Regions from separate parts of the Homo sapiens genome. Here all the other regions are linked to region 6. Evidence: chromatin contacts called from ENCODE Hi-C or POLR2A ChIA-PET data. All regions are on one chromosome and are shown on one strand. The core of a region is the stretch at or near the end of the contact, and the rest is flanking DNA. Distances in the headings are between cores, read along the strand shown.

Evidence for each region. Hi-C counts contacts between places; a loop is a spot of excess contacts on that map. ChIA-PET counts read pairs that join two places held with the same protein, here RNA polymerase II (POLR2A). Pooled maps may share reads with other maps.
Region 1: a loop to region 6 is called in a map of CD8-positive, alpha-beta T cell, with 13 times the contacts of the local background. The contact joins the promoter of CPT1A here to the promoter of FADD in region 6. A Hi-C loop is called at or near these places in 2 of 168 maps with a recorded cell type or tissue (CD8-positive, alpha-beta T cell and naive thymus-derived CD4-positive, alpha-beta T cell), 3 of 37 single-sample maps with no recorded cell type and 13 of 50 pooled maps. POLR2A ChIA-PET finds 5 or more read pairs at or near these places in 1 of 52 experiments (GM12878).
Region 2: a map of CD8-positive, alpha-beta T cell shows a loop between it and region 6 (12-fold over the local background). The contact joins the promoter of PPP6R3 here to the promoter of FADD in region 6. A Hi-C loop is called at or near these places in 1 of 168 maps with a recorded cell type or tissue (CD8-positive, alpha-beta T cell) and 8 of 50 pooled maps. POLR2A ChIA-PET finds 5 or more read pairs at or near these places in 1 of 52 experiments (BJ).
Region 3: a loop to region 6 is called in a pooled map, with 16 times the contacts of the local background. The contact joins the promoter of TESMIN here to the promoter of FADD in region 6. A Hi-C loop is called at or near these places in 7 of 50 pooled maps. POLR2A ChIA-PET finds 5 or more read pairs at or near these places in 2 of 52 experiments (WTC11 and activated naive CD4-positive, alpha-beta T cell).
Region 4: a pooled map shows a loop between it and region 6 (9-fold over the local background). The contact joins the promoter of LAMTOR1 here to the promoter of FADD in region 6. A Hi-C loop is called at or near these places in 1 of 168 maps with a recorded cell type or tissue (naive thymus-derived CD4-positive, alpha-beta T cell) and 7 of 50 pooled maps. POLR2A ChIA-PET finds 5 or more read pairs at or near these places in 1 of 52 experiments (WTC11).
Region 5: a loop to region 6 is called in a map of dorsolateral prefrontal cortex, with 4 times the contacts of the local background. The contact joins the promoter of MRPL21 here to the promoter of FADD in region 6. A Hi-C loop is called at or near these places in 3 of 168 maps with a recorded cell type or tissue (CD14-positive monocyte, CD4-positive, alpha-beta T cell and dorsolateral prefrontal cortex) and 10 of 50 pooled maps.
Region 7: a loop to region 6 is called in a map of B cell, with 16 times the contacts of the local background. The contact joins the promoter of DHCR7-DT here to the promoter of FADD in region 6. A Hi-C loop is called at or near these places in 6 of 168 maps with a recorded cell type or tissue (B cell, CD4-positive, alpha-beta T cell, CD4-positive, alpha-beta memory T cell and 3 more), 4 of 37 single-sample maps with no recorded cell type and 15 of 50 pooled maps. POLR2A ChIA-PET finds 5 or more read pairs at or near these places in 1 of 52 experiments (activated CD4-positive, alpha-beta T cell).

The regions. Positions count from the first base shown.
Region 1 is chr11:68,839,455-68,843,212 of GRCh38, forward strand. It overlaps CPT1A (carnitine palmitoyltransferase 1A), which reads right to left and starts at 2,462. Exons shown (of 19, transcript NM_001876.4): 1 at 2,321-2,462. RefSeq lists enhancers at 488-647, 2,856-3,381 and silencers at 1,301-1,580, 1,631-1,730, 1,991-2,070, 2,281-2,330, 2,351-2,710.
Region 2 is chr11:68,458,190-68,462,197 of GRCh38, forward strand. It overlaps PPP6R3 (protein phosphatase 6 regulatory subunit 3), which reads left to right and starts at 2,563. Exons shown (of 24, transcript NM_001164161.2): 1 at 2,563-2,638. RefSeq lists silencers at 1,974-2,123, 2,434-2,803, 2,814-2,863, 2,914-3,023 and an enhancer at 2,234-2,293.
Region 3 is chr11:68,749,354-68,753,483 of GRCh38, forward strand. It overlaps TESMIN (testis expressed metallothionein like protein), which reads right to left and starts at 2,167. Exons shown (of 10, transcript NM_004923.3): 1 at 2,067-2,167; 2 at 837-1,346. The coding sequence starts at 1,307. RefSeq lists an enhancer at 1,294-2,279 and silencers at 1,980-2,269, 2,280-2,399.
Region 4 is chr11:72,100,587-72,104,587 of GRCh38, forward strand. It overlaps LAMTOR1 (late endosomal/lysosomal adaptor, MAPK and MTOR activator 1), which reads right to left and starts at 2,711. Exons shown (of 5, transcript NM_017907.3): 1 at 2,597-2,711. The coding sequence starts at 2,638. All of the region lies in intron 5 of LRTOMT (leucine rich transmembrane and O-methyltransferase domain containing), which reads left to right. It also overlaps the pseudogene LOC124902837. RefSeq lists enhancers at 2,417-2,496, 3,277-3,797 and a silencer at 2,597-2,866.
Region 5 is chr11:68,902,105-68,905,944 of GRCh38, forward strand. MRPL21 (mitochondrial ribosomal protein L21) reads right to left here and starts at 1,728. Exons shown (of 7, transcript NM_181514.2): 1 at 1,619-1,728. The coding sequence starts at 1,706. It overlaps IGHMBP2 (immunoglobulin mu DNA binding protein 2), which reads left to right and starts at 1,787. Exons shown (of 15, transcript NM_002180.3): 1 at 1,787-1,934. The coding sequence starts at 1,849. RefSeq lists enhancers at 1,601-2,328, 1,760-1,879, 2,210-2,269.
Region 6 is chr11:70,200,651-70,204,564 of GRCh38, forward strand. FADD (Fas associated via death domain) reads left to right here and starts at 2,646. Exons shown (of 2, transcript NM_003824.4): 1 at 2,646-3,095. The coding sequence starts at 2,810. RefSeq lists silencers at 3,056-3,135, 3,185-3,376.
Region 7 is chr11:71,446,862-71,450,600 of GRCh38, forward strand. DHCR7-DT (DHCR7 divergent transcript) reads left to right here and starts at 1,667. Exons shown (of 2, transcript NR_186309.1): 1 at 1,667-2,024. It overlaps DHCR7 (7-dehydrocholesterol reductase), which reads right to left and starts at 1,532. Exons shown (of 9, transcript NM_001360.3): 1 at 1,429-1,532; 2 at 749-873. RefSeq lists a silencer at 1,199-1,838 and an enhancer at 1,564-2,065.

The sequences.
Region 1 (3,758 bases), core at 1,212-3,711, 1.4 Mb before region 6:
ATCCTGTTCCACCCGCCGTGCCCACAGAGACCTTCCGGAGCGAGTTGGCGCGCGTCCCTGTGGCCACCCCAGCGACAGCGGGAGAAATGCAACGCACCTCTCCGTGGGAAGGTCGAGCCCTGCGGTGCCCAGCTGTGGGGACAGCTCGGTGCTCAGTGCTTCTGATGACAGATGCTGCATCCAACGAGCCAGAAACGCAGGCACCGCGCTCAAGAGCCCAGGGCGCGTCTAAAAGGGGCTCACTGTGAAGCCTCAGTGAAAACTGACGGTGTTTTTATGAATGAGCACTCGGGGCCAGGGTTGGGTAAGGGCAGGCCCTCGTTCCAGGGCTCCCCGGAGGCCCAACTTGACCGCTCGGTGACCACTGGTCCGGGGCCGGGGCCAAACGCAGCAGCCGCAGCAGTATCGGAAGGGACCCAGTTTAATTCTCTTCCCCTCCAGGGTAGGCGGCTTGTTTTTAGTACCAACTCGAAACGTTATTTTGGCCTGTGCATGATGCCAACTTCTGCCACTTTGAAACAAAGTGTGTGCACTCCCAAACCTGGCCCTTTTTATTGTTTGATTCCAACTGTTAAGATAGGGTTCAAGTGCAAGGTCTAGGCTAGCAATGCTTCACAGGAAGGAAACCAGTAATTTACATGCGAAAAGCAGTCCACAGGCTCTTGGTATTGAGGCAAAACCAATCCAAAGAACCAGCTGCGAATGCTGATAGTCCCCAGACCAACTGACAGCTGGATGTTCGCTGGCCTCAGCGGTGTGCATTCTCAGCGACACTTATGTCCTCAATTTATTGCTACGTTCACTCGGTCAGAGTCGCCTTAAAGAATTTGGAAAGGCCCGGGGGTGGGGGTGCTTCCTGGCATAAATAGAAGACCAGTGCTCAGCCATTTTTTATTCACTTGGTTTGTGGCTTAGAATGAAATAAACATGCTTGCATATCTGGAATGACCAGAAACCGGACACCTGTGGAAGAAAATGGTGTAACAAAATACAACGTTGCAAAAGGTAAAACCGATTTTCATTTTATTCGGTAACTTACAAAGTTACCAGCTTCCTACTAAAATCTGCCCTTAAATATTTTATAACACACGGAGCCGAGAGGAACCGAAAGCCTGTGCCGAGTTGGGAATATTAACTTTGTTATGTATTTAACCTGGTAGGTAGTTGGGATTTTTAACTCTCTGAGTTGTTTTCTTTTTTTAAAGTAAGATCGGCCCTCATCTTTGAGTTCTGCGGCTTTAACGAAAGCCAAGGGCGGATTTACATTATAAAGACGCTGACCCATGGCCTCTCCTGACAAACCGAAAGAAGCCGGCTGTTGGCTGGCCGCGGCGGTGGCTCCGAGAAGGGGCTGCCCCGCGTGGCCCTGACCGCACCGTCGGGCTCGCAGGCCAAGTTCGCCAGGGCACGGCCACGTGACACCCCCACCCTCCCGCGGCCCCGCCGCTCCCAGCCCGGCACGACCTTGGGCACATGCTCCGCGCCCACCCGCCCTTGACCCAGCGCTGCACGGGAGAGGCTGCGGGGCGCTCCCAAGCAGGCACTGGGCCCGGCACCCTCATCCTGCTCACGGCAGCGCTCGGACCGCGCCTGGAGTCCCTGCGCCAAGGGCGTGTCCCGACGGCTGCACCGCGAGGGCGGGCATGGGGAGGGGGACCGGGGAGACGGACGCTGGGATGGGGTCAGCGGCGCCCTGCCGAATCCCGAGGGCCGAGCACCCCTCCCTCAGCCGCACTGCACCTGCCCGTAGGTGACCAACCCACGGGCGGACCCCCAGACCCAATCCTCTCCAGAGCCAGGGTGGGATGGGCAGGGACAGGAGCCGGAGGCCCTACTGGCCCCGGGCGAAGGCATCCTGGAAAGCATCCAGAGCGTCCAGCATCCCTCCCGCGGCCACCCGCAGGCTGACCGACCCCTGGGCAGACCCTCAGACTCAATCCAGTCCAGGGCGGATTAAGGAGTGGGAGACAAGGGAGCCGGTGGCCCCGCTGGCCCCGGGCCGGAGGCGTCCAGCCAAGTCCGGAGGGCCGAGCATCCCTCCCGCGGCCGCACGGGACCCGCCTGCGGATGGACCGACCCCCGGTGGACCCTCAGACCCAATCCCCTGGGGAACATGGGGAGCCCCGGCCTCTTTCTGGGTTCAGGATCTCCACAACCCCGCCGTCCGGGGGGAATACCGGGGTTCCTCTCGGCGCCCCGGTTCCGGCGGCGTCCCCCACCCGGTCCGGTTCCCGGCAGCCCCGCGCCCCGCCCGTCCCCGGCCCCCGCAGCCCGCAGGGCCGCCCCGCCACCCTCCCCACCGCGGGCGACCGGGCCTCACCGAGTCAGCTACGGAGGTGCGGCAGCGGCAGCGGCAGCGGCGGCGGCGGCGGCGGCGGTGGAGTGAACGAGCGGCGAGCGGGAGCCGGGGAAGGAGGGCCGCGGGCGAGGCCGAGCGCACCCGACGCCGGCAGCAGCGGATTGGCTGAGGCGGGTCCGGCTGCGGCGCCTGCAGGCGGGTGACTCCCGGCGCGCGGAGGGCGGGCCCGGGGCCTCGGCGGGGCGGGGCGTCCGCGGGGCTAGGAGGGGAGGGAAACTGAGGCTCGAGCGGGTGCTCGCGTCCTCGACCTCTGCCGGAATGGGGTCTAGGACGAGATTCCTCACCCTCCGAGCCTCAGTTTCCTCATCCGTAAAACGAGCCATCTCGTGGAGGCCGTGCGCATAAAATCGCTTAGCTCCGTGCCTGGCTGATCCTCGCGACTTATCTATCGGCATTGCCCCGTGTAATGCTCCAGGCACCCCCTGATGGTATTCACCCCTGACTCTTTCATGCAGACAAGGGTCGCGGGCCAGGAAATAAGTTACCCCACATCACCGAGCTGAGAAGCAACCGATCCACAGGGAGTGGTGGGGCGCGCCTGTAATCCCAGCTACTCGGGAGGCGGGAAGTCGCTTGAAGCCAGGAGTTCGAGGCCAGCCTGGGCAACGTAGCGAGACCCCGTCTCTAAAAAAAAAAGCGCGGGGAAGTGATAGATCGGACATTGGGTCCAGATCTGATTCCACAGCCCATGCCCCAAATCAGACCTTATACCACGAGTGGCAGTCATCGCGATCCAGAGGCAGCGTGGCTCCTCCTCATCTAGCTAGGATAAAAATGCCTCACTTGGGGGGCTTTGGTGAGATTTACTAAAATAATTCTTCCAGCGTCAAGAACATAATAGGTGCTGGGAGAGGAGTAGCTGGAGGCCAGGGCAGAGCGACCGAGAGACCCTTGTGCTGGAGCTCGGGAGAGGGGCCGGGAGCGGGAACTGAACATCCACCGGTCCCAGGAGTCTAGGGCGAGCGCAGCTGCAGGGGACCCAGGGGGTTGAGGGGGAGGGAGAGGGGCCCCAAGCGTAACAGGAGGGCCAAGGGGGTCTTCCTGACCGGGAGCCACCCCTCCCCTATCTTTGCCCGCAATGCTTCCAGGCGCGAGCTGGCGGCTCTGCATACAGCAGGTGCTCCATAAATGCACCGATGTTATGAACAAAGACTCTTTTAAACCTCTTTTATGAACCCTGCTCTTTTTAAGTTCGACCACTTCTTCTAGTTATGAAAAAATCCATGTTTGCAACCATCCTTCTTTCTGTATCATTTAGTTGTTACCGCAGAAGAATTTAGAAGAGAAAATGAAAGTTCTCCTTTGATCCCGCCCCCCACCACCGCTGCAGTTAACTCTCCCTGCGGTTCCCGGGCTCGCTGTTTTAAAGGAAGGCTAGGATGCAAGCTGTCTGTAAGGC
Region 2 (4,008 bases), core at 1,313-3,812, 1.7 Mb before region 6:
CTCTCTGAGTAGCAGGATCAATGTGAGAAAGGTCTGCCCTGTCTGCAGCCTCCCCAGAAGCACAGTACTTTTCGTGGCGCGTACACGGGCTGGTAGATACAGTTGTCCCTCTGTATCCGTGGGAGATTGCTTCTGGGACCCCCAAGGATTCTCAAGTCCCATATATAAAATGGCTTAGTACAGTTAACAACAGAGACGTGTTCTGAGAAATGCATCGTTAGGCAATTTTGTCCTTTGCAAACATCACAGGTATACTTAGCACAAACCCAGATGGTCTAGCCTACTACACACCTGGGCTATATGGGATAGCCTATCGCTCCTAGACTACACATCCATACAGCATGTTACTGTGCTGAATACTGAAAGCAGCTGTAACACAATGGTAAATATTTGTGTATCTAAACATAGAAAAGATCCAGTACAGCTGGGCGCGGTGGCTTACGCCTGTAATCCCAGCACTTTGGGAGGCTAAGGTGGGTGGATCACCTGAGGTCAGGAGTTCAAGACCAGCCTGGTCAACATGGTGAAACCCCCATCTCTACTAAAAATACAAAAATTAGTGGGACATGGTGGCATGCACCTGTAATTACAGCTACTGGGGAGGCTGAGGCAGGGAGAATTGCTTGAACCCAGGAGGCAGAGGTTGCAGTGAGCTGAGATCGCCCCATTGTACTCCAGCCTGGGCGACAGAGCAAGACTCCATCTCAAAAAAAAAAAAAAAAAAAGTCCAGTACAACTACAATATCATAATCTTATGAGACCAGTCTTTTTTGTTTTTATTTATTTATTTATTTTTTGAGACAGAGTTTCGCTCTGTCGTCGAGTCTAGAGTTCAGTGGTGCAATCTCGGCTCACTGCAAGCTCCGCCTTCCGGGTTCACGCCATTCTCCTGCCTCAGCCTCCTGAGTAGCTGGGACTACAGGCGCCCGCCACTGCGCCCGGCTATTTTTTTTTTCTTTTTGTATTTTTAGTAGAGACGGGGTTTCACCGTGTTAGCCAGGATGGTCTCGATCTCCTGACCTCGTGATCCACCCGCCTCCGCCTCCCAAAGTGCTGGGATTACAGGCGTGACCGCGCCGTGACCTCCTGTGGATTTTCATGGGACTCTGAGAGGCGCCTCAAATCCATTTTGGAATAAGGCAGGTTATTAGCATGGGGTCTAACCGTGGGCTGTCTCGGTGTCCTGGGCTGGCTCTTGGGGCGGGGGTCCTGATGTCCGGGACCTCGGTCCTACCTGGGAGGCACAGATATGGCGGGGAACGGGAAGCCCGGGGGAGCATTTAGAAGCTCGTGTGCACAGGGAAACCCTGTCTCTACAAAAAAATTAAATTAGCGGGGCCCAGTGGTGCGTGCCTATGGTCCCAGCTACTCGGGAGGCTGAGGTGGGGGGACTGCTTGAGCCCAGGAGGTGGAGGCTGCAGTGAGTCATGATCACCCCACTGCACTCCAGCCTGGACAACAGAGCAAGACCTTGTCTCAAAAAAGACCCCAGGCCAGGCGCGGTGGCTCACCCCTATAACCCCTGCACTTTGGGAGGCTGAGGTGGGCGGATCACCTGAGGTCAGGAGTTCGAGACCAGCCTGGCCAACATGGTGAAACACCCGTCTCTTCTAAAAATACAAAAATTAGCCGGGCATGGTGGCGTGCACTTGTAATCCCAGCTACACGGGAGGCTGAGACAGAACTGCTTGAACCTGGGAGGCGGAGGTTGCAATGAGCTGAGGTCGCACCACTGCACTCCAGCCTGGGGGACAACAGGGAAACTCCGTCTCAAACAAAACCAAACCCCAAAAGTTCTCGTCTAAGTCCTTCTCCCAGGACAAGGGCACTTATCTCTTGGCGGTGCGTCACAGGTAGGGATATTCCGCGATCCCTCACCTTGACCCCGCTACGAGGACAGCCACCTCTTTCAGGTAAAGAGATCGCAATGGGAAATCATTCTGATAAAAATTCCCCTGTGGAGAATGCAGGCATCGATCCCGTTACCTCTCACATACTAAACGAACGCTCCTCCACTTAAGCTGATTCCCTAGCCCGGCCTAACCTTTGCAGCCGGCGCATATTGTGGCTCACGTCACCACCGGTGTCCCCCGCCGCCCCCGCCCCGCCCGGCCAGCTCGCCACCCTATTGGATCCCTCACGGCTCCGGCTCCACGGCCATGATGGGCTTGGCTCAATTTAGTTTTAAAAAGCATTGGCCACTCGGATTGGTGGTCCGAAGCGTCCGTCAAGCGGAGGACCTGCTGTTGCTACGGCGTAGGGGGTCCCAGCCAGGTTTCTCCCCGTTTCTGATTTGTTTCTCAGGCTCCGGGGTCCTAGAGGTTCCGGATCCGTCAAGTCCATGGGAAAAGAATGCGCCCCTCGCGCTTGACTGACGAGGCTTGCGGGCCAATCGGAATGTAGTCAAAGGAGCCGCTAGGCGATCCAATAGGTAGTAGGGGGCGGGAGAGAGGGGCCAATGAGCCTGGAGCTGGGGGCGGGGGCAGGGCCGCGATTGGCTGAGAGGCGGCCAGAGGGCGGGCGGGGGGGAACTCAAGGCCTGCTTGATACGTCCGCCATTTTGGGCGCTTCGCTGATGGTGTCGGTGAGCGCGTTTCCCGCCTGAGCGCAACTAGCGGCGGGTCGTGGGCACCTCCAGGTAATGGGGGTAGGGGAGGCGCCGGAGCAGGCCGCGGCGCGGGGTGTGCGAGGCGCGCGGGCAGGCGCGGGGCCCCTCCACCTGGCCTCAGCGGCTCAGGGAGGGAACGTCCCGGCCCCTCTCCCCTCCCCCCCCGGAATTCGTCGCTCCGCGGGCCCGGGAGGCGCGGCGCCGAGTCCTTCCCGGCCGCTCCCCGTCCGCTCCTGTTAGCCGGGGGCCCCGCCAGGACGGGCGCCGGGAGCGGGACGCGGTCGGGGCGGCGACTTTGTGCCTCGTTGACGTTCGCGGCCTGGCGCGGCGGGCGGGCGAGGCGCGCCCCTGACCCGGCTCTGGCTCCAGCCTTCCCGCCCGCCGGCCGCGGCCCGCAGTCTCGCCCCCCGCCCGGCCCGCGCCCGGTCTCCGCTCCCGCTGGGCCTCCCGGGGGCCTCGGGGAGCGCGTCAAGTTGAGGCAGCAACTCGCCGTCAAGAGTCGCGAAGACCATTGTTGGACTCTGCTCTTCGGGAAACAAGTTTTGTGGGTTTCTGTTAATTCGCCGCAGAGTCATCGGGATCCACACCAGCCAGTTCCGAGGCTCCCAGTACCCTTCCCAGTGGCTTTTTAACTCCTGTGAGGTGGCTTGTATGTAAACTGTCTCGAATGCCTCCCTGGTGTATTTGAGCCGGGGGTGGGGGGGGTGGGTGGTCCTTCTTGTGGCTTGAAGTCCCTCCCTCTTAAAGAAGCCCATTCACTGTTTACTTGGAGGTGTTTCCTGTTGAGGTCCTGCTGGCTGTGATCACAATTTAGACTTTTTAATTATAGGTGAACGGGATGGGTCTTTGGATGTACCTCCGTGCCCTGACGTTTCAACCGCGTGACTTAATGTCATTTTCCTGGTACTTCACGTTTTCTCTGTGGGGCTTTGGGTCTGTTTTGCTTTTATGGGAGGGGGTGCTTGACAGGCGTTCCCTTTCATCCTCGCAGCACTTGTTGACGGGGTGGTGTCCTTTATTCGTGGGACGTTTACTTTGATTTTGTCCTCAAGGTCATGTTGCAGATAGGCTTCAAGGGGGACAGGGACTCCAGGTTTCCAACCACCGAACTGTGCCTCAAGTAGCAAGTGTATGAGACCCAGTTATGGTGGTGGTTGGGTTTTCCTCACTGTGGAGTGGAGTCAGTGACCACTTTTTAGCTCTGTGACCTTGGGCAAGTTACCCAGCTTCTCTTTTTTTTTCTCTGTAGTATGGGAATAATAATAAGTGTCCCAGCCATAAGTTTGTCAGGATAATTGCCCTAATACATGTAAAACAGCTAGAGCTGTGCCTGGCACATACAGTCACCTCAGTGGCTGATTAGTGGTTAGGCTAGTTAATGGCTATTATTGTTTAATTTA
Region 3 (4,130 bases), core at 917-3,416, 1.5 Mb before region 6:
GGTCAGGCTCCAGCCATCTCAATACTGACTCAAGCATTGTGTCCCACAAACGCTTCATCTACAACTTACTAAAATGACCTCATGGATGAGTGGTCTCGTTTTCTGAGCTGGGTCCTTTTTGAGGGGTCGAGAACACATTTTCCTGGGACCCTTTGTTTCCTTTGAAAACTCATTAGTTTTGGCAAGAACAAAGCGGAAAATTATCAGCGGTCATCTACAGCTAGAGAGGGCAGTCGGCTGAGAGCTGGCAAGCATTTCTTTAGGCTCTGATTTACATTGCATATGCTTGAAGAGCTATTACTCATTAGCAAAGGGAAGATCTCACATCTTGACTTCAAGGCCCGGAAAATCCAAGTATTAACTCTGAGTCCTTGCTGTGGATTCCAAGCCTGGTAAAGTTAAAGGAAAAAAAAAATGCAAGATGCAAACACGCCAACCCTCCACCACATTGCGTTTGTTTTCACAGACAATAGTTACCAGCAGACAGCGGGCCTCTCTCCTTAAGCCAAGGATAGCAACAGGGCCCAAGGGAACCTACGTCCTAGCTTTCCCCCTTTTTTTGTTGTCCGCCGTCTGCATGGTTAGGTCAGCTTTGGACGACTGGTGCAGGGCAGAATTCCCTCCAGGGGAAAGGGCTTGGCTGGGCCGATGCATGTTGGATTAGGAAGACGACAAAGAGTATACGCTCTACCGAGAATCAGTGACTCCGGTGGGCTGTGTGTGGTGTCACCAGGGAAAATGCTTGTAGAGGGAAATCCTGGGGTACACTAGCAGCCTCAGATGGGTTGGGGAAGGGATGGAGGGGGAGCTGTGCCCATTCCCCAGGCGGTTCTTACTGGGATCATGCGGACGCCCGGGTGGGAGGCTCCTTCCAGGACCCAGGCGCCCAGGGGCAACACCGCCGGGCTGCGGTGCGCGGGTAGCAGCGAGGACAGGAAGTGCACGTTGCAGGCGGGCGGCTGCGGGGCCTGCAGGAGCGCGACGTCCTCCAGCGCGCTGAGCTCTGGGATCCCGGGGTACTCCCCGAGGAGCTCCCCGCCGTCGCTGTCGCCCCCCGCGAGCTTCGCCTTGACCTGGCCCTTGCAGTCGGCGCCCAGCGCGGGGTTGAACGCGTGCAGGACGGGTTCCTTGGGGTCCGCCGGGCCCAGGTACGCTTCTTTGAAGACGTGGAACTCGTCCTCCTCGTACTTCACGGGGGCCTTCAGGCCGATGTTCTCCGAAGCGAACGGACCCTCGGGGCTTAAGAGCTCCGTCACCATCGCATCCTCGGGGCTGGGCAGCCCGCCCGGCAGAGGGCCCTCCTCCATGGCGCAGGGCGGCGGGGCGGGATGGCGGGGGCCGCGCACCTGCAACACGCGGCCAGGTGAGAGGCAGCCAGAGGAGAGGACGAGGGGAGGGGCGGCCAGGAAAGGGGACAGCCAAGGGAGGGGCAGCCAAGGGAGGGGCGGCCAGGGGAGGGGACCAGGTGAGGGGCGGCTAGGGGAGGGGGCGGCCTGGTGAGGGAGGGCCAGGTGAGGGGCCCGGGGAAGGGCGACCAGGTGAGGGGGTCAGGGGAGGGGCGACCAGATGAGGGGCGATTAGGTGAGGGGCGGCCAGGTGAGGGGCGGCCAGGTGAGGAGCGACCAGGGGAGGCGGTCAGGTGAGCGGCGACCAGGGGAGGGGCGGCCGGGGAGGGGGTCACGGGAGGGGCGACCAGGGGAGGGGCGGCCAGGGGAGGGGGCCAGGTGAGGGGCGGCCAGGTGAGGAGCGACCAGGGGAGGGAGTCAGGGGAGGGGCGACCAGGTAAGGGGCGGCCAGGAGAGGGGCCGGCCGGGGTGGGGGTCAGGTGAGGGGCGCCCAGGGGAGGGGGCCAGGTGAGGGGCGGCCGAGGAGGGGGTCAGGTGAGGAGCAGCCAGGGGAGGGGGGGCCAGGTGAGGTGCGACCAGGTGAGGGGCGGCCTCGCCCACGGCCCGCCGCCCTCCGCCCACCCGCAGGGGCCCGACCCGGCCCGGCAGCCCCCATCCCCGCCTGCAGAGCCGAGGCCCAGCCCGGGGACCGCCCCGTCATTCCTCCTCGGAGGGACGCACCTGGGGCCGCCGGGGCTGCCGCAGCGTGGAGCGAGCGGGATGGGGCGTGGGCCGGGCCTCAGGCGCAGGCGGCCGTTGGCGGTTGGAGAAGGGGGAAGGGTGAGGGACAGGAACCTGGGGGGAGGGGAAGAGGCGCCCGGGCAGTGGGCGGGGCCTGGGCGTGGGGCGGAGTCGAGGTCGGGGCGGGGAGGTAAAGGCGGGGCCAGGGAGGTGTGGTGGGCGTGGTCTGGGGCGGGAGGAGACAGAGTCGCGAGGGGCGGGGCCTGGACTGCCGCTGTTGCCAGAGCGGGTCAGGGGAGGCACTCCCAGGTTCAGCCGATCCAGGCTCAGGTGGGGAAACTGAGGTCCCCATCAACTCGGGCAGCGCTAAGTGGGACTGCCTAGCTTGGCTTCTGACCTTGGGCTTCAGTTATATTTTTCTGGCCAGGCGTGGTTGCTCACGCCTGTAGTCCCAGCACTTTGGGAGGCCGAGGCAGGCGGATTACTTGAGGTCAGGAGTTCAAAACCAGCCTGGGCAACATGGTGAAACCCCGTCTCTACTAAAAATACAAAAATTAGCTGGCCGTGGTGGCACGCGCCTGTAATCCCAGCTACTTGGAAGGCTGAGGCAGGAGAATCGCTTGAGCCCGGGAGGTGGAGGTTGCAGTGAGCCGAGATCCCGCCACTGCACTCCAGCCTGTGCCACAGAGCTAGACTCCGTCTCAAAAAAATAAATAAAATAAAATAAAACATTTTTCTACACTCGAGCTCTCAAGACAGATCCCGGCCTGGGACGCTGCGGGTGGACAGAGGGCAGGGGCTTGCACCGCACGTTCCCAGCCTTGCACCCACTCCCGGTCCTTGGTGACGCAGCTTACAGGTGCAACTGATGGAGTTGGTCCCGAAATAGAAGTAACAAATACGGCTGGGCGTGGTGGCTCACGTCTGTAATCCCAGCACTTTGGGAGGCCGAGGCGGGTGGATCACCTGAGGTCAGGAGTTCGAGACCAGCCTGGCCAACATATAGTGAAACTCCGTCTCTACTAAAAAATACAAAAACTAGCTGGGCGTAGTGGCGCACGCCTGTAGTCCCAGCTACATAGAAGGCTGAGGCTTGAACCTGGGAGATGGGGGTTGCAGTGAGCTGAGATTGTGTCACTGTACTCCAGCCTGACCAACAGAGAAAGGCTCCCTCTCAGAAAAAAAAAAAAAAACTCACAAATACAATGAAAGTCTCAAATTTTGGGTGGGGAATGAGCTATTTCATCTTTAAGGAGTCAATAGATATCACTGTTTAATCAAGAGGAGGTGAAAGTTTAATTCAAGTGATGGCGAAAACTGCAAAGGGTGTAGAGGGACTGGTGGGAGTGGGTGCTGGGGAGACAGCCTCAGGTACTGTCTACTCAGGTACTGTTTTGGTAAAAATAAAGAATGTAAAACATCAGCTTTCTAATCTCACTTTTAAAAATTAAATACTTTTCTAAATTTTTAAAGGGTAGTACCCAAGGCACAGCAACACCGTGTACTATTTAGTTGTACATTTAACATTCAAAAATCAAGAAAATTTTGCCTGGGGCTGGGCGTGGTGGCTCATGCCTGTAATCCCAGCACTCTGGGAGGCCAAGGTGGTCAGATCACTTAAAGTCAGGAGTTCAAGACCAGCCTGACTAACATGGTGAAACCCTGTCTCTACTAAAAATACAAAATTAGCTAGGCATGGTGGTGCACACCTGCAATCCCAGCTATTTGTGAGGCTGAGGCAGGAGAATTGCTTGAACCTGGGAGGCGGAGGTTGCAGTGAGCTGAGATTGCACCATTGTACTTTAGCCTGGGCAAAAAGATTGAAACTCCATCTCAAAAATCAAACAAACAAAAACAACAACAACAAAAAACACTCACAGAAGCAGAAAAAATAATAAAAATAATAAATCGAAGAGCCCAAGAATTATGCATAGCTTGAGTGGCCCAAGCGAGAGAGTAACCCACAAGGTTGCACCGTTCATTCGTTTACTAATCAGAATCAGACGTCTACTGAGTAGCATCATGCCAGGCATACACAGCCACCTGTGGGGGTCACCCACGGGT
Region 4 (4,001 bases), core at 1,461-3,960, 1.9 Mb after region 6:
AGCCAAGGATGGGCCCAGGGGGACATCCTGGCTAATGCTGACTCACCAACCTTCAGTGCCAGACTCCTCAATGCTCCCCTCCAGGCCTATCTCAGTTCCTCAGTCTTTCCTGCTGCAGGCCGCAGCTCCCCTGCCCACAACTCCACAACTCTCCTTGTAGAGGGCTACTTCCTCCTGCCCTGCTTAGGGAGGCCCAGCCTTTTCACCTTACTCTTCTTTCTCAAGGCTAGGTTGCCCAAGTGTCCTCAGGCAATTTGATCCAGTTCCCAACAGCAAGAGACAGAAGCTGTGGGCTTTGCCCCATCACCTCTATAAACTCCCAGACACCCTTCCTCCCTAAATACATAGGCTCAGTATTAAAGAGCTAAAAAGACAAAATGTTTGCCAAAGATAAAACTATGTATTTCTAAGGAAAGCTGGCTCCATAATGAGGCCCAAGTTAGCTTCCTATGTGTCTGTCCTCCCAGCTCCACTTCAGACAGATCTTCCTGCAGGACAGGGTAGTCTCTTCCCTATCAGGGGTTCTTCAAGAAGAAGGTTGGCTGATCACTTCTCAGCCTTCAGCTAAGATCAAGTGAACAACAAGGTTATTTTCTTGAAACCCAGACTTAAAGAAGAGGCCATGCTACCTACTTCAGAGCAGACAAACATCACCCCACTCCCAAAGTGCGAGTGGAGCATGGGTTAGGTTTGTCACATCAAGGTTTGTCTCTGCATTAGTGTAACCCAAGAGGCAGGGTTTCACTGTCTACCTTAGCACAGACATAGCAGCCTGCCCGTGACTGGCCACCTGGTCTAGGGGCATGGCTGAGACAGCTTGGCCCCATGGATAAAGTACATGGCCTAGCGTCAGAACACCTGGGCACTAGCACTTCTCAGCTTGGCCAAATCACTTAGCTTCTCTGAACTTCTTCCTCACCTTTCAATAGACATAACCCACACTAATATGACGGATGTCTGGCAAGAGTCAAATTAGATAACTGTGAAGGCCCTTTGTAAACTGTAACGTGTTGTATATTTTTTATTATGATAAAGAGACAGAGATGAGAGTCGGAGAGGGGCCTGCCCAAGAACTCAAAGAGGGACTGTGGGATGGTGGATGGTTATGGCCCTTGCTACATGAGGCCTCAAATCACCCAGCAGTGATTAAGCACCTTCTCTGGGTGTTAGGAACAGAAATGAGAGCCCCCCAAGGAGAAGGTAGAGATTCAGGAGAGCAGCAGGCCCAGCTCTCCCTTCCAAGTAGAAGCTTGTATCCTTTCTCATACGGCATTAATCCTTCTTGACTCATTCCCTGCAAGAGTCCATATTATGCTTTAAGGGACAATTTCCCACTAGGCTACAGCTCTCCCAGTAGGCAGGGTTATTGTTGTCTCTTTCTCAAAAAGGTGGAAGTGAAGTGAGAGGTATTAGGCACAACACATGCCTAACACAGGGCAAAGGAAATATGTGTTCATTGGGTGTATGGAGAATTGAGAACCAGAAGCCACCCTTGCTTCCCATACAAACGACATTTTCCTAGGCTTAAGCCCTTAATCCAAAATACGTTCACTGAAGAACGAACTACTTCCCAAGTACCAGTGATATAATCTATTTTTGTGACCATCTTCCCCATTAGACCGTGAGCTACCTGAAACCTTTCTACTCTCTCAGGTCTACTATATGTTCAAATGTAGAATCCGGGCTTAGAGACGATCAAAAAAGGAGAGTAGACAGCAACTTGAGACTTCATCCTTGAATGTCAGGCCAGGCAGGGCAGGGATTAGAGTGTGGGGAGAAGTGAGAATGCACTAAGAGGAAGAGGGAGAATTTAAAACTGTACAGGTCTCCCCAGCCTAACCCTTTCTCCAAAGGTATCAGATCTACAGCCAAATTCTCAGAATAGGCATGTCTCCAGCTAAAGGAACCCTCAGGCCCCAGGCAGACTGCACTGAGGCAAGCCAAACTCAGAACCAAATGAACTTCCCGCTCCATTTCTCTTTTCCCACAATCTAGCCAAAGCTAAATCCTCTTTGTTGCTTCCCAGACAATTTCCCACATGTCCCGATGTCCTCACTGTATCGATTAAATCCTTCATTGGCCAATTCAAAGGCCACCAACTTCCAGAGTCGTCCCCTGGCCCTAGACTAGCAGCGACCTTCCTTCTGCAACCCCAGGGACTAAGACGATACACGAATTCCTGATTCATCTCAGGACAGACTAACTCAGGGCCTCAGCTTACCCACCCCTAAAATGGATTCGCAAAGCCCACTAATACACAGAAGACACAGGAAGCTGGGGAAGGGAGTGTTTCCCGGGGACCTAGACTGAGGATCCTTGAATCTGAAAAGTTTTGAAGGTAGGAGCAAACGGAAGTGGTGGGAGCGAGCCGGACAGGCGGCTGCCTGCACACCCCGAGGCGGGGACTGTGTAGAAATCTGGGGCTTTAACAGGGGTAGGAGCCCGGCTTGGCGTCTCCTCTGTAATCTGTCCCCTCCAGGCCTCCGTATTCAGTGAGCCCTGCAGTCCGGCTGCCCGTCCTCCGCAGGTTTCTTTCTGGGCCCCATGCCCCAGTGTCTTAGCCCTCATTCCCGAGCCCCGCCTGCCGCGGCCGCACCTGGTCCGAGTCCTCGTTCTCGCTGCTGTAGCAGCACCCCATGGCCGGGGTCGGGCCGGGCGCTCAGGCCGCGCCGAGGAGGGACGGCGTCCGTGAGGAGCCCTTCCGGTCACATGACCCGCGGCGGCCTCCCGCAGGCAACCACCCGCCCCCACCCCCCGTACCCCCTGTCCCGGAGCCGCTTGGCCGCCTCAGTCAATACCCCGGCTTCCGGTCCCGCCCGCTAGCGCGTGATCGTTGTCAACCAATGGGAAGGCGTAACCGTACACGCAAGCACGTGATGCGGGGAAAGGGCGGGGCGGATCACATGACTTCATCTTTCCAGTCTCTAAACTGGCAGTAGTGGCCATCGTGAATTGTGTTATGCGTTCTCGTGGCCACTAGGCCACTTTTCTGGGCCATTGAGCGAACTCGTACCAAATGCCCTCGTATGCCCTTGTGATATACTCTTCTAAATGCCATGCGAGGGGCGACTGGGATCCAGGCCTGATGCTCCAGATCGTACGGTCTGGGTGCACACACACAGATGATCCAGATGACCAGTACCTAGTCGGGGAACACAGAGGGTGTATCGCCCAGCTGGGCTGGGGGTGAATACACAGAGGGTGTATTCTCCACCTGGGCTGGGGATCTGCGACTTACAGGAAGAAGGGACCTTATACTACCTTCACATGCTGACGCGCAGCGGAGATAAATCCTGGTAGAGGAGATAGAAGCCACCTCACTGACCTCTCTGCTTTCAGGCTTTTATCTTTAATTCTGCCTTTTTTAACAGCACCCATTGTAATCGAACGCACAAAGCTGACCATCAGTTCTCTTTTCCTAACCCCCGCTCCATGTCTTCCCTTGGGCCCTGAACACAGGTCCAAGTCCGTCCAAGATTGTATAGTGATCCATTTGTTGTTCATGAGCGTGTGATTGGGTGTTCACCAGCATGTATCAAATGTGCCACCCTCAAATCTTGTTTTGGCACATTACCCGTCTGACATAACAAGAGCCTGACACCTCTCCCACTGCATGTTCTGGGGTGAGGGGTGGAGGGGTCAGCAATGTGTTTCACTGGACATAGAGAAATAATGTAGTTTCCTGATTGATCTACTGGACTTTGTACATGCAGCCTGGTCTGCCTACTGTCTTTACTGTCTTCGAGACTCAGTACAATGTCCTCCTGATTACCTTCTCTGACTCCATTCTCTGGACATGCCCAGCTCCCTATGCTTAATCCTCATCCAGTGTTAATTCATGCATTTATTGAATCAACAAATATTTGCTGAGCGTCTACTATGTGCCACACATTGTTATATCTGGATATGCAGCAGTTCACAAAACAGCCAAAGTCCCTGTAGTCATGGAACATCCAATAGTGATCACACTATATTGTATTCTCTGTTCCTGGGTCAGTCTC
Region 5 (3,840 bases), core at 478-2,977, 1.3 Mb before region 6:
ACTGTGACTGTGTACTTCCATCACGTCTCCTTTGCTCACTCTTCAAGGCCCCAGCTGCTCACTGTTTTGGTCACCTTGTCTCTACTCGCTTCACTGTGTGTCTTTCTCTCCTAATGCGTGAGTCTGTACTTGAACATAGCATTGGAGGGGTGGTTTCATGTAGGTAGGTAGAATGGAGTAAGTCCCACTGCTTTTGTAAAAACTTTCCTGCCTACTTAAACCTAAGTTTTATTATGGAAAATGTCAAGCATACAAAAGTAAAGAGAACAGAATAGTGAACTCTCTCAATTATCCCTTTCCAGGTTCAACAGTTACCAACTCATGGCCAATTTTGGCATCTACATTGCCTCTGGCCCAACTCTGTGATTATTATTAATTTCTTAATAGACTTTATTTTTTAGCACAGTTTTAGTTTCACACCAAAATTGAGTGGAAGGTACAGAGAGTTCCCATATGTCCCCTGTCCATGTGCCCACAGCTTCCTATCAACATCCCTCACCAGAGTGGTACAATCTTTACAATTGATGAACCTACATTGACACATCATTGTTATCCAAAGTCCATAGTCTACATTAGGGGTTCACCCTTGGTAGTGTACATTCTATGGATTTGGACAAACTTATAATGACATGTATCTACCATTATATCATACAGAATAGTTTCACTGCCCTAAAAATCCTCTGAGCTCCACCTATTTATCCTTTTCTCCCCCAATCCTCTTACCCCCCATGTAACTTTTTACTGTCTCCTTAGATTTGCCTTTTCCAGAATGTCATAGTGGGAAACATACAAGATGTCCCCTTTTCAGGTTGGCTTCTTTTACTTAGTAACATGTATGTAAGTTTCCTCCATGTCTCTTCATGACTCATTTCTTTTTATTGCTGCATAATATTCTACTGTATGGATGTCCTACAGTTTATGTAACCATTCATCTCCTGAAGGACATCTGGGTTGCTTCCAAGTTTTGGGAATTATGGTACTATTCTTTTAATATCGTCCAATATAGAGTTAGATCCAGTTTTCCATTTTTGGGGGTCATGGTGAGACATGAAACCCAGGTTTAAAACATACATAAACACTCATGCACACAAATACACACTCCAACCATTTTCAAGCAGAGATTTATAGAGTTTTTAACGGACATAACCTTTTTGGAGCCTCGTATCAGCCCAGCGCCTTAAATACGGCTGTTTCTTTTGCAGAATGAGTTCAGATTAGGCGAGGATATCCATCACCATTTTTCAGACCAGCTCGCAGCCTGGGGGCAGTGGTTCAAGCACAGGCTTTGGAGCCGAAATGACTGCGCCTGAAGTACTCTTCTTCCACTTCCCCGCTGTGTGACCCTGGGCACGTTACCTAGCTCCTCTGAGCCTCACTCTTCTCCCCCATAACATAGGGCCTATACCAAAGTTCAAGGGCTATTGTCAGTATTCAGGCTACTAACTGAAGGAATCAAAATCTGAACCTGGGTTCCCCCGACTCCAAAACCCGTGCTATATTCACCACAAATGCGATCAACACACAAGGCACCAGGTCGGACCCAGGCACATACGTGGCGAGACCGCAGGGAGCAGCGCTCGCTCTGCGTCCTCCCTTCCTCCCATATCCCAGGTCTCACCTGCTCCGGGCCCCGAAGGTCTCAGGATGCTGTGGCTGCACGCGGACGCCAGCCGCCCTAAGGTGACCGTCAGGGAAGATGCTGCCATGGCCGCAGCCTCGGCCGGAAACGGAAACGACGCGAACCGCGTGCGTAACGCACGGGCCCGGCGGGGAACACCGGTCCGCTGTAACACCGGCCCGGCGCAGAAGCGGGACGTCGGCTTCTAGGGGCCCAGGCCGGCGGCGGCGATGGCCTCGGCAGCTGTGGAGAGCTTCGTGACCAAGCAACTGGACCTGCTGGAGCTTGAGAGAGACGCGGAGGTGGAGGAGCGCAGGTACGGGAGGCCGCCGGCGCCGCTCCCTCGCGGTCGGTCCCGCCGTGTCCCGGGCAGAGTCTCCGAGGGGCTCGGCCTCATAGTCTGGGGCGGGAATTTCGTCTCCGACCCTTCGAGTCAGGGGCAGGGATCGTCCGTCCCCTGCTTGGCCACCTCCCGAGTTGTCAGTCTCATCACTTCCTGGGCAGCGCGTTCCGTTTGGGGACCCTTAAGAAGCACTTTGATTTCCCGACCCGAGACCCCCCACTAAGCTTACACTCCTGGGCCCTGGCCCCGACCCCAGTTCCACCCGCAGCGAGTTAGCAGCCCTTTCCCTTATTCATTCAGTAAACATGGTTTGCGCCCATTCTCAGTCAGGCCCCGGCAGCATGAGTCAGGTGCACTGGCTGCCCCCGATCCGGCCAGCGGCGGGCTGGGCATAAGCAGAGAGTCCCTTCCCCTCCAGTGCGTCCAGGGCCGGCTGCGTGCGTGTCGCGGGGAAAGAGCCTGGAGGAGGAAGGCCCTTCCCTGGGGAGGGTCATGGTGGCTTCAAGGAGGGAGTGGTGCCTGAAGGAAAATTGGAGTTAAGCTGGTGGGTGCGGAGTAGGGTGGGGAGCCGTCCTGAGAGGTGTGGGGAGCCATGTGAGAGCCGGGCTTGTTTCCGAATGGGACTATTTACTTGTCCAAAACAATCAGAGCTAACACTTACGTACTTTCCATGCGTTAATTCTTTTACACCTCATCCCATGCCAACCCTACAGTGTAAGTTTCTTTTTTTTCTTTTTCTTTTTTTTTTTTTTAGACAGAGTCTCTCTCTGTCGCCCAGGCTGGAGTGCAGTGGCACGATCTCGGCTTACTGCAGCTTCCATCTCCCGGGTTCAAGCGATTCTCCTGCCTCAGCCTCCTGAGTGGCTGGGACTACAGGCGCGCCACCACGTCCTGCTAATTTTTTGTATTTTTAGTAGAGACAGGGTTTCACCATGTTGGCCAGGATGGTCTCGATCTCCTGACCTCGTGGTCTGCCCGCCTTGGCCTCCCAAAGTGTTGGGATTACAGGCGTGAGCCACCGTGCCCGGCCGCAGTGTAGGTTTCTGTTACTGTCATTTTCCGTCTAAGGAGATGGAGACAGAGAGGGGTTAAGTAACTTGCCCCGGGGTGACACAGTGTAGCCCGATTTGCTGTCAGGCAGTCTGCTTCCAGAGTTTGCAGTCAGCCATATGTGGGTAGGATTTGTCTGAGATGCTTTTGATCATGGCAATGGAGAGCTTTTGCAGTTATGTTGAGTTTCTTAGAATCCCAGCTGTTTCATTTATGGCTGTGTGACTTTGCAGGTTCTGTCTCTGAGCCTTACTTACTTCATCTGTAAAACTGGGATGATTCCCACCTCACAGGCTTGCTCTGAGAATGAAACGATCCCCTGTCAGTCAGGTGCTCAGCGTGGTGCCAAGGACAGAGTCAGCCCCCATGGCAGTGGCTCTTTCTGAGGATGCTGAGCAGACTGGCAGGGCGAGCCTGGGAAGGGCCTGGCTAAGGAGCTAGTCTTCTGTTCTGTGTATGAAGGATGGGCCATCAGCGGGGTTAAGCAGGTGAGGGAGGCGAATAGCTTTGCATTTTAGGAGGATTTCTTGGGTCTCCTGCTTTTGATTGGACGTGGAGAGGCCAGAGGTAAGGTAGTTGAGAGGCTCTGTTTAGTCCAGGTGAGCAGTGATGTGGATTTGAACCGGGGCTGTGGCAGCCAGGATGAGAGGCAGAGAAGTCCAGGTAGAAATGGGAGGGGCCTGATAGGACTTAGTGACAGATGGGAGGAGAGAGGGGAATGCTGATTGAAAGATCTGTCTCAGGTAACTGAGAGAAGGGTTGTGGCATTAACTGCCCTAGGGGGATGTAGGAGGAGCGGGATTGGGAGTGGAGCCAATTCGGAGTTCCA
Region 6 (3,914 bases), core at 1,396-3,895:
CCCAGCTACTCGGGAGGCTGAGGCACGAGAATCTCCTGAACCCAGGAGGCAGAGGTTGCAGTGAGCCAAGATCGTGCCACTGCACTCCAGTCTGGGGCAACACAGTGAGACCCCATCTCAAAAAAAAAATGTAACTCAAGACCAGACACGGTGGTCACACCTGAAATTCCAGCACTTTGAGAGGCTGAGGCTAGTGGATCACTTGAGCCCAGGAGCTCAAGACCAGCCTGGGGAATATGGCAAAATCCTGTTTCTACAAAAAAAAAAAAAAAAAATGAAAATTAGCCAGGGGTGGTGGTATGTACCTGTAATCCCAACTACTCAGGAGGCTGAAATGGGAGGATCGCTTGAGCCCAGGAGGCTGCAGTGAGCTATGACTGTGCCACTGCACTCTAGCCTGGGTGACAAAGCAAGACCCTGTCTCAATAAATAAATAAACAAAATAAAACTGTAACTCAGTGTTCATAGCAGCATTATTCACAACAGCCAAAAAGTGGAAGCAAAGGCAATGTCCATCCTCCGATGAATGGATAGACACACTGTGGCACCCAAACACCCAGACAGTGGAATAGTATGCATCCATAAAAAGGAAGGAGGCTGGGCACAGTGGCTCACGCCTGTAATCCCAACACTTTGGGAGGGTGAGGCAAGAGGATCACTTGAGGCCAGGAGTTTGAGACCAGGCTGGCCAACATGGCAAAGCCCTGTCTCTACTAAAAATACAAAAATTAGCCTGGCATAGTGGCACACACCTACAATCCCAGCTAGTCAGGAGGCTAAGGCACAAGAAACGAGAGTCGCTTGAGCCCGGGAGGCAGAGGCTGCAATGAGCCGAGATTGTGCCACTGCACTCCAGCCTGGACAAAAGAGTGACACTCTGTCTCAAAGAAAAAAAAGGAATGAAGTACTCATATGTTCTACATCATGGATGAACCTTGAAAATGATGCTGAAAACAGCCAGACACAAAATGCCACATACTGTATGGTTCTGTACACATGGAATGTCCAGAATTGGCAAATCCATAGATTTTAAAAAGTAGATTCGGCAGGGCACAGTGGCTCACGCCTGTAATCCCAGCACTTTGGGAGGCTGAGGCTCACTTGAGGTCAGGAGTTCAAGACCAGCCTGGCCAACATGGTGAAACCCTGTCTCTACTAAAATACAAAAATTAGCTAGGCATGGTGGCAGGCACCTGTAATCCCAGCTACTCAGGAGACTGAAGCAGGAGAATTGTTTGAACCCGGGAGGTAAAGGTTGCAGTGAGCCCAGATCGCACCACTGCACTCCAGCCTGGCCATAGAGCGAGACTCTGTCTCAAAACAGCAAAAAAAAAAAAAAAAAGAAAGAAAGAAAAAAAAAGTAGATTCGTGGTTGGTGGGGGAGGGGAGGAGTACATGCTAATGGGTTTCTTCTTGGGGTGATGAAAATGTCCTAAAGTTAGACAGCAGTAAGGGTTGCACAACCTTGTGACTACACTAAAAACCACTGAAGTATAACTTTAAAAGGGTGAATTGAATGGTATGTGAATTATATCTCAAGAAAACAAACTCAGCTGGCATCAGCCCCTGCCCCACCCTGTGGTAAAGCTGGGTCCTTGTTGGCTGGTGAGGGCTCTCCTAATCTGCACCCCCTCCTCACCTCCAGACCCACGGCATTGCTGCTCCTGGAACCCCAGCCGTCCCCTGTGCTCTGCTCTTCTGTTCTCCGTGTGCCCAGCTCTTCCCCCCACACCTAGGTACCCGGCCCCTCCCAGCCTTCACCTGCGCCTTTACAGAGGCCCCATCAGACCACCGGGCCCCCCACCCTCCACACGCCCACCCCGTGAAGAGACTCCCTTTCCCCTGGCTCTTCTGAATTTCTGGCATACTATACGATTTCCTTATTTTTCCTTATTTTTATTTTTTAATAGAGACGGGGTCTCACTATGTTACCCAGGCTGGTCTCGAACCCCTTGTCTCAATCAATCCTGCCTCAGCCTCCCAAAGTGCGGGCATTGCAGGCTGAGCCACCACGGCCGCCACGACCTTCTCTTCTGGAGCGTGTCGCTTTTGTAATTATGATGTAAACTCCGGGCACGCGGGGACCCTCGCGCTTCGCTCACTAATTTGTCCCCAGACCCTACTACCTGGCACAGTAGGCGCTCAATACTGTTGATTGAATAAACGACTGCTACTTTGGAAATCATGTATTATTTAAATCACATGTTTAAACGCACATAAACTTCTGAGTAGTGTTTTCTGCACACACAAGATGTCTCCAGGGGCACCAAAGAATGCATTTTCCACGTTTGTCCCTAAACGTTAATGCATAAGTAACCTTGGTCACCAACAGATGTGAGGGCACGTGACGTTCGGGCTGCGCCCTCCCCGCCCCGGCCCTGCACACAGTAGGGCCGCACCGCGCTTTGCAAACAGGTGGACTCGGCAGAGGCGCGACCGCCCTCACCGCAGAGAGCTGGGCCACCTGCAGGCTCTCAGGACACCCAAGGCCCCACCTCCCACCCGGAAAAGAGACGATACGCCGGGCGCAGGCGCAGAAGCCGCGCCCGTCCGCGGCGCCGCCAGCCAGGGCGGAAACGGCTGCGGCTTCGCTAGGGACGCATGCGCGGGTCCCTTAGTTTTCGCGAGATAACGGTCGAAAACGCGCTCTTGTCGATTTCCTGTAGTGAATCAGGCACCGGAGTGCAGGTTCGGGGGTGGAATCCTTGGGCCGCTGGGCAAGCGGCGAGACCTGGCCAGGGCCAGCGAGCCGAGGACAGAGGGCGCACGGAGGGCCGGGCCGCAGCCCCGGCCGCTTGCAGACCCCGCCATGGACCCGTTCCTGGTGCTGCTGCACTCGGTGTCGTCCAGCCTGTCGAGCAGCGAGCTGACCGAGCTCAAGTTCCTATGCCTCGGGCGCGTGGGCAAGCGCAAGCTGGAGCGCGTGCAGAGCGGCCTAGACCTCTTCTCCATGCTGCTGGAGCAGAACGACCTGGAGCCCGGGCACACCGAGCTCCTGCGCGAGCTGCTCGCCTCCCTGCGGCGCCACGACCTGCTGCGGCGCGTCGACGACTTCGAGGCGGGGGCGGCGGCCGGGGCCGCGCCTGGGGAAGAAGGTGGGCGCGGGGCCGGGCCGGGGGAGCCAGGGCCTGGTCGCCCGGCTGTAGGTGCTGCGAGGCTCCTCCGGTTGGCCTCCAGGCGCCTCCCCTTTGCCGGGTTTGATTTGCGTGGGTTTTCTCCGTACAGCCCTGGTTTTGCAGATGGGAGAGCCAGAAACGCAGAAAAGTTAACTTATTCGAGGTTGCAGGGCGTGGACACGCACAGTCCTTTTTCCTCCACCCACTTCTGCCCGGGTAAATTAGAAAACTCACTGAAGAAAAGATGAGTCAGAGAAGGTGTGGGGGAGGGGCAGAGGTTGGGTGAGCCTGCCTCGCATCATTTCCTTTCTGTCTCGGAATATGCTTTTCACGGCTGTCTGAGAGTAATACTAGCATTCAGTAACTCCTACCCAGGGGCTTACAGTGTGCCGCTTACCCTTGTAACTGCCAAATACAATTTTCGCAGTAGCCCTGTGGCTTAGATACTGTTAGCTATCACTGTTCCCATTTTACAGAGGACAGGACTGTGGCTCACAGGTTAAGTGGCTTTGTCGAAATGCGCAGCCGATAACTGACGGAGCTAGGCTTGAGCCAAGCAGTCCGGCCTCCGGATGGGTAGTGTTAGCCACTACACTGCCTCTCTGGTCAAGTTCATTGTGGAGTGGCTTCCTGTCCTGCTCTCGGTCACTCCCTCTCCACCCTCGCCTGTGGATTGCAGCAGCTTCCAGGATAAAAAAGAAACCCTGAGTACAGCAGAGTTTCTCAGCCCTACCCCCCTTGTTCTCAGAGTCGGGAGAGGCTTGGGAGTGCTCTGGGGACGCCTCTCAGAGGCTTCAA
Region 7 (3,739 bases), core at 417-2,916, 1.2 Mb after region 6:
CTCTCCTTATATCTGTAAAATCAAAGTGGATGAAAGAAAACTACTTCTGAGAAAAGCTGACACGCTAGTGAGTCTGATCTCAAGATCACAGCCACCTGGACAAGCTGGCTTGCTTTAGACAGTTCCTCTCCCCCAGGCTCTCATCAAGGTAAGATACAAGCTTAGTTTCTTCCCAGCCAAAACTTACCAGCTCAGTGCCCCCACTCCCTCCGATCCCTAGTTCCCACACTGACTGGTGTTAATCCAGACCACCCACATGCACACTTGCCTTACAGGAAGGCTAAGTAGAATGGGGTGGCATTCGTCTTGCCCCAAGCCATGGATAAGCTACAAGGGGACAATGCCTGGTACCAACATTATCAATTATGTAAAACACTGGGAAATTGCAAAAGGGTCAGGGGATGTGTAACCTCAGAACTAAAGTGTGAAAAAGCCACTGGGAGAATGTTGTCAAAAGGGATTAAAACAAGACCAAAGAAGTACTTTTAGCTTATTACAGAGTTCATTCACCCAGGAGTCAGCTCTTTAGCCACAAGCATTGAGTTGTGCAATAAACATCTAAGTAACATCCTTCCCAATAGACGGCTGGGAACAGACAAAGGGGAGGTGCCCTGGTATGTTGTATTTTACTCATAAGAGGCACAGACAGTCGTTGGCACTCGAGAGCTGGTGGACCAGTCTGTCTGTACTTTCAACGCTGTGAAGCCATAGCCTGCGCCCACGATCCAGGGCACTGAGATACACTTACCTCCAGCCTCTTGCCAAATAGTTTCACAGCAGAAGGGAACTTTTCCTTCTTGAACCGGCCCCTTAAAAGTTTCTAGACACCTGTGCTCCAAATGCCTGCTTGATCCTTCTCAACCGGCTAAAGTCCTGCAAGGAACACAAAAATGAATAAGACCGCAGGCAGCTGACATTTCAGGAGAGGGCAGAAGCTCAAGGCCCACAGTAGGAGTCAAGCAAGAGGCAGAAGGTCCAGTGCTCAGGGCTTCAACAGCCGCATGTCAGGGAGGACGGCGGACAAGCCAGTCCCATCGCAAAGCTGCTGTGCCTGGCTCAGCACTGACAAAGAGGGAGGCGAACAACAGGTGGGGCAGGAGAAAGAGCCGCCGCGGAGCGCGGCATGGGGCCAGGAGCCGACCCCGGAGCCAGGCAGCCTTCGCCCGGGGAAGCTCCAGACAGCGCGGGGACAGAGCATCCCTCAGACGCCGGCTCGTGGGGGAGGGGGACTATCCACGCCTCCGCCCCGCCTCCCCGGAGCCCCAGCGGCCCCTCGCCTGTGAGCTGGACCCTCTCCCCACCTGCGCGCACGCCCCCTACCCCTGACCCCACCCTCGCCCTGTGAGTGGGCACCTGCTCACCTGGGCAAGCGCCCCCCACTGCGCACACCTTCCCCTGGCCTCACCTGCGCACACCTTGGCCACTCACCTGCGCACACCTCGGCCCCTCACCTGCGCCCACCTTCCCCTGGCCTCGCTTGCGCGCGCTGCTCCACGCCGCCTACCCTCTAGCCAGGGGTCGGAGTCACCCGCAGGGCAGGGGCGCCCGCCCCCGGATGATGTCAGCGATTGCCTGCCAATCGGAGGCGGACCCTGCACGCCCGGCGGCTCCGCGCCCCGTGATTGGTCGAGGAGCCTGAGCTGACTCCGGGCCCACCGCGCCCGCCATTCGGCAGCGGCCGGACTCGAGATTGACGGCCCAGGCCCCGCCCTGCCGCCCCACCGGCCCGCCCGGGCCCTAGTGGGTGGGCGCAGCCTCTGGCGCTTCTTCGGGATCCCAGCTGACCAGCTGGGGGTGGGGCGTGGCGGAGTGGCCACGTGGGCCGCGCGGAGAACGCGCCAGGCTCATCACCTGGATCATCGTGCCTCAGTTTCCCCCTCGGCAAATGGGGCTTCAGCGGCTCGCGACGCACATTGATGGAGCGTATGTCCAGGCGCCGGTGCACCGCAAGGAGCAAAACAGACACAGTTCTTGGTCCTAGGGCTCACGTCCCGGGGCGAAGAGGATCCTCCATAAACGATCAGGTAAACACATGGGTGTCAGGGAAGGCTCGCCGCTGGGAGACCGCCAAAGTGACCCGAGATGGAGTCTGGGTGGCCTGCTTATTAGGGGGGCACACCTGTGCGAGGACGGGAGGGGAGGGAGCAGCAGGACTGGGCAAAGGGAGAAGCTGAGCCACAGTGCGAGCCGGACGCACGGGCCACGTTGCGAGGGCATGACCTGGGGCGAGGCAGCCCTGGAGGAGGGGGCAGCTGAAGGTGTCTGCTGACCCCACACCCAACAGCTCGGGTAACAGGCCTTACTGTCAGAGCGATCTGGTTGCCACGTCTCTGTGGCCCTCAGAGAGACATCATGTTTTCTTTTTTCCCTGCACCTTTTTGTTTTGAAAAATGTTCAGCATACAAACAAGTTGAACGTAAAGTGAGCACGCAGATTCCTAGGTTCAGCAGGGGTGAGCAGCTGGCCACGTTTCATTTCTCTCCCTCTGTGTTTATATATGTGTATTTTTCTTTTTTCCTCCCCACTCAGCCCCCACCATTAGCTGCAGATACCGTGATACCCCCCTCCCAAATACTTCGGTATCCAACTCCTTAAGAACAAGAACCTCCTATATTACCAAAATACAATGACCACATCAGTTCAATGCTGTTATCTATTTTCCATCTCCAGTTTCCCGCGGTTGTCCCAATAATGCCCTTTACAGCCCTTTTGTTATTGTTGTTTTGTTTTGCTTTGTTAAGACGGGGGTCTCTGTCACACAGGCTGGAGTGTAGTGGCACGATCACAGCTCACTGCAGCCTTGAACTGCTGGGCTCAAGCGATTCTCTTCCCTCACCCTCCTGAGTAGCTGGGACTACAAGAGCACACCACCACACGCTATTTTTTTTTTGGTAGAGATGGGTGGGGGGGGGGGTCTCACTATGTTCCCCAAGCTGGTCTCGAACTCCTGGGCTCAAGCGATCCACCCACTGTGGCCTCCTACAGTGCTGGGACTACAGGTGTGAAGCTCTGCCCTACAGCCCTTTTTTAAACCCCAGGATCTAATCAGGGAGCCACACTGTGCATTCAGGCTATGCACTTTTTTTGGCAGGATAATATACTACATAGAGCATGTTTTATCTTGTTAGAAGGCTGTCAACCTGAAATAACCAAACAGGTCAGAATTTAGCTTAAAGAGAGTTTATTTAAGTGTATAAAGTTTGAGGACAGGCTGCCTGGGAAGCACAGATTTTAAAGAATGGAAATCAGTATTTTGAACTGTAGATGTTTGGGATCATTTATGTAGACAAATTTTAGGGAAGTTTAACAGAATTTTAACATCTTTTTATGCATAAAGTTATAATCTGACCAGCTGAGGTGGTCTTTTTTAGGTGGAAGGTATATTTAACATTTTACACTGAAGATGTAGGAGTCTGGTCTAAGTACGGGATAATAAGAGACAATCTATAATAAAGATCAGTAATTAAAAGGGGAGCAGGCCTGGTCTGTGGTCTCTCCTAGTCATTTATAAAACATGAATGATAAAGAAAAACAGCCTATAATCTAAAAGACAAAATTACAAACATGCTATGTGACCCAGTTTCTAGGACTTAACTTCCCTCTTGACATAATAAATTTATTTATTTTTATTTATTTATTTAAAGACAGGATCTTGCTCTGTTGCCCAAGTTGACCTAATAAATTTCAAGAGTCCTAAAATTTTCTTTTTTAAGACAACATATCACTGTGCTCCATGATT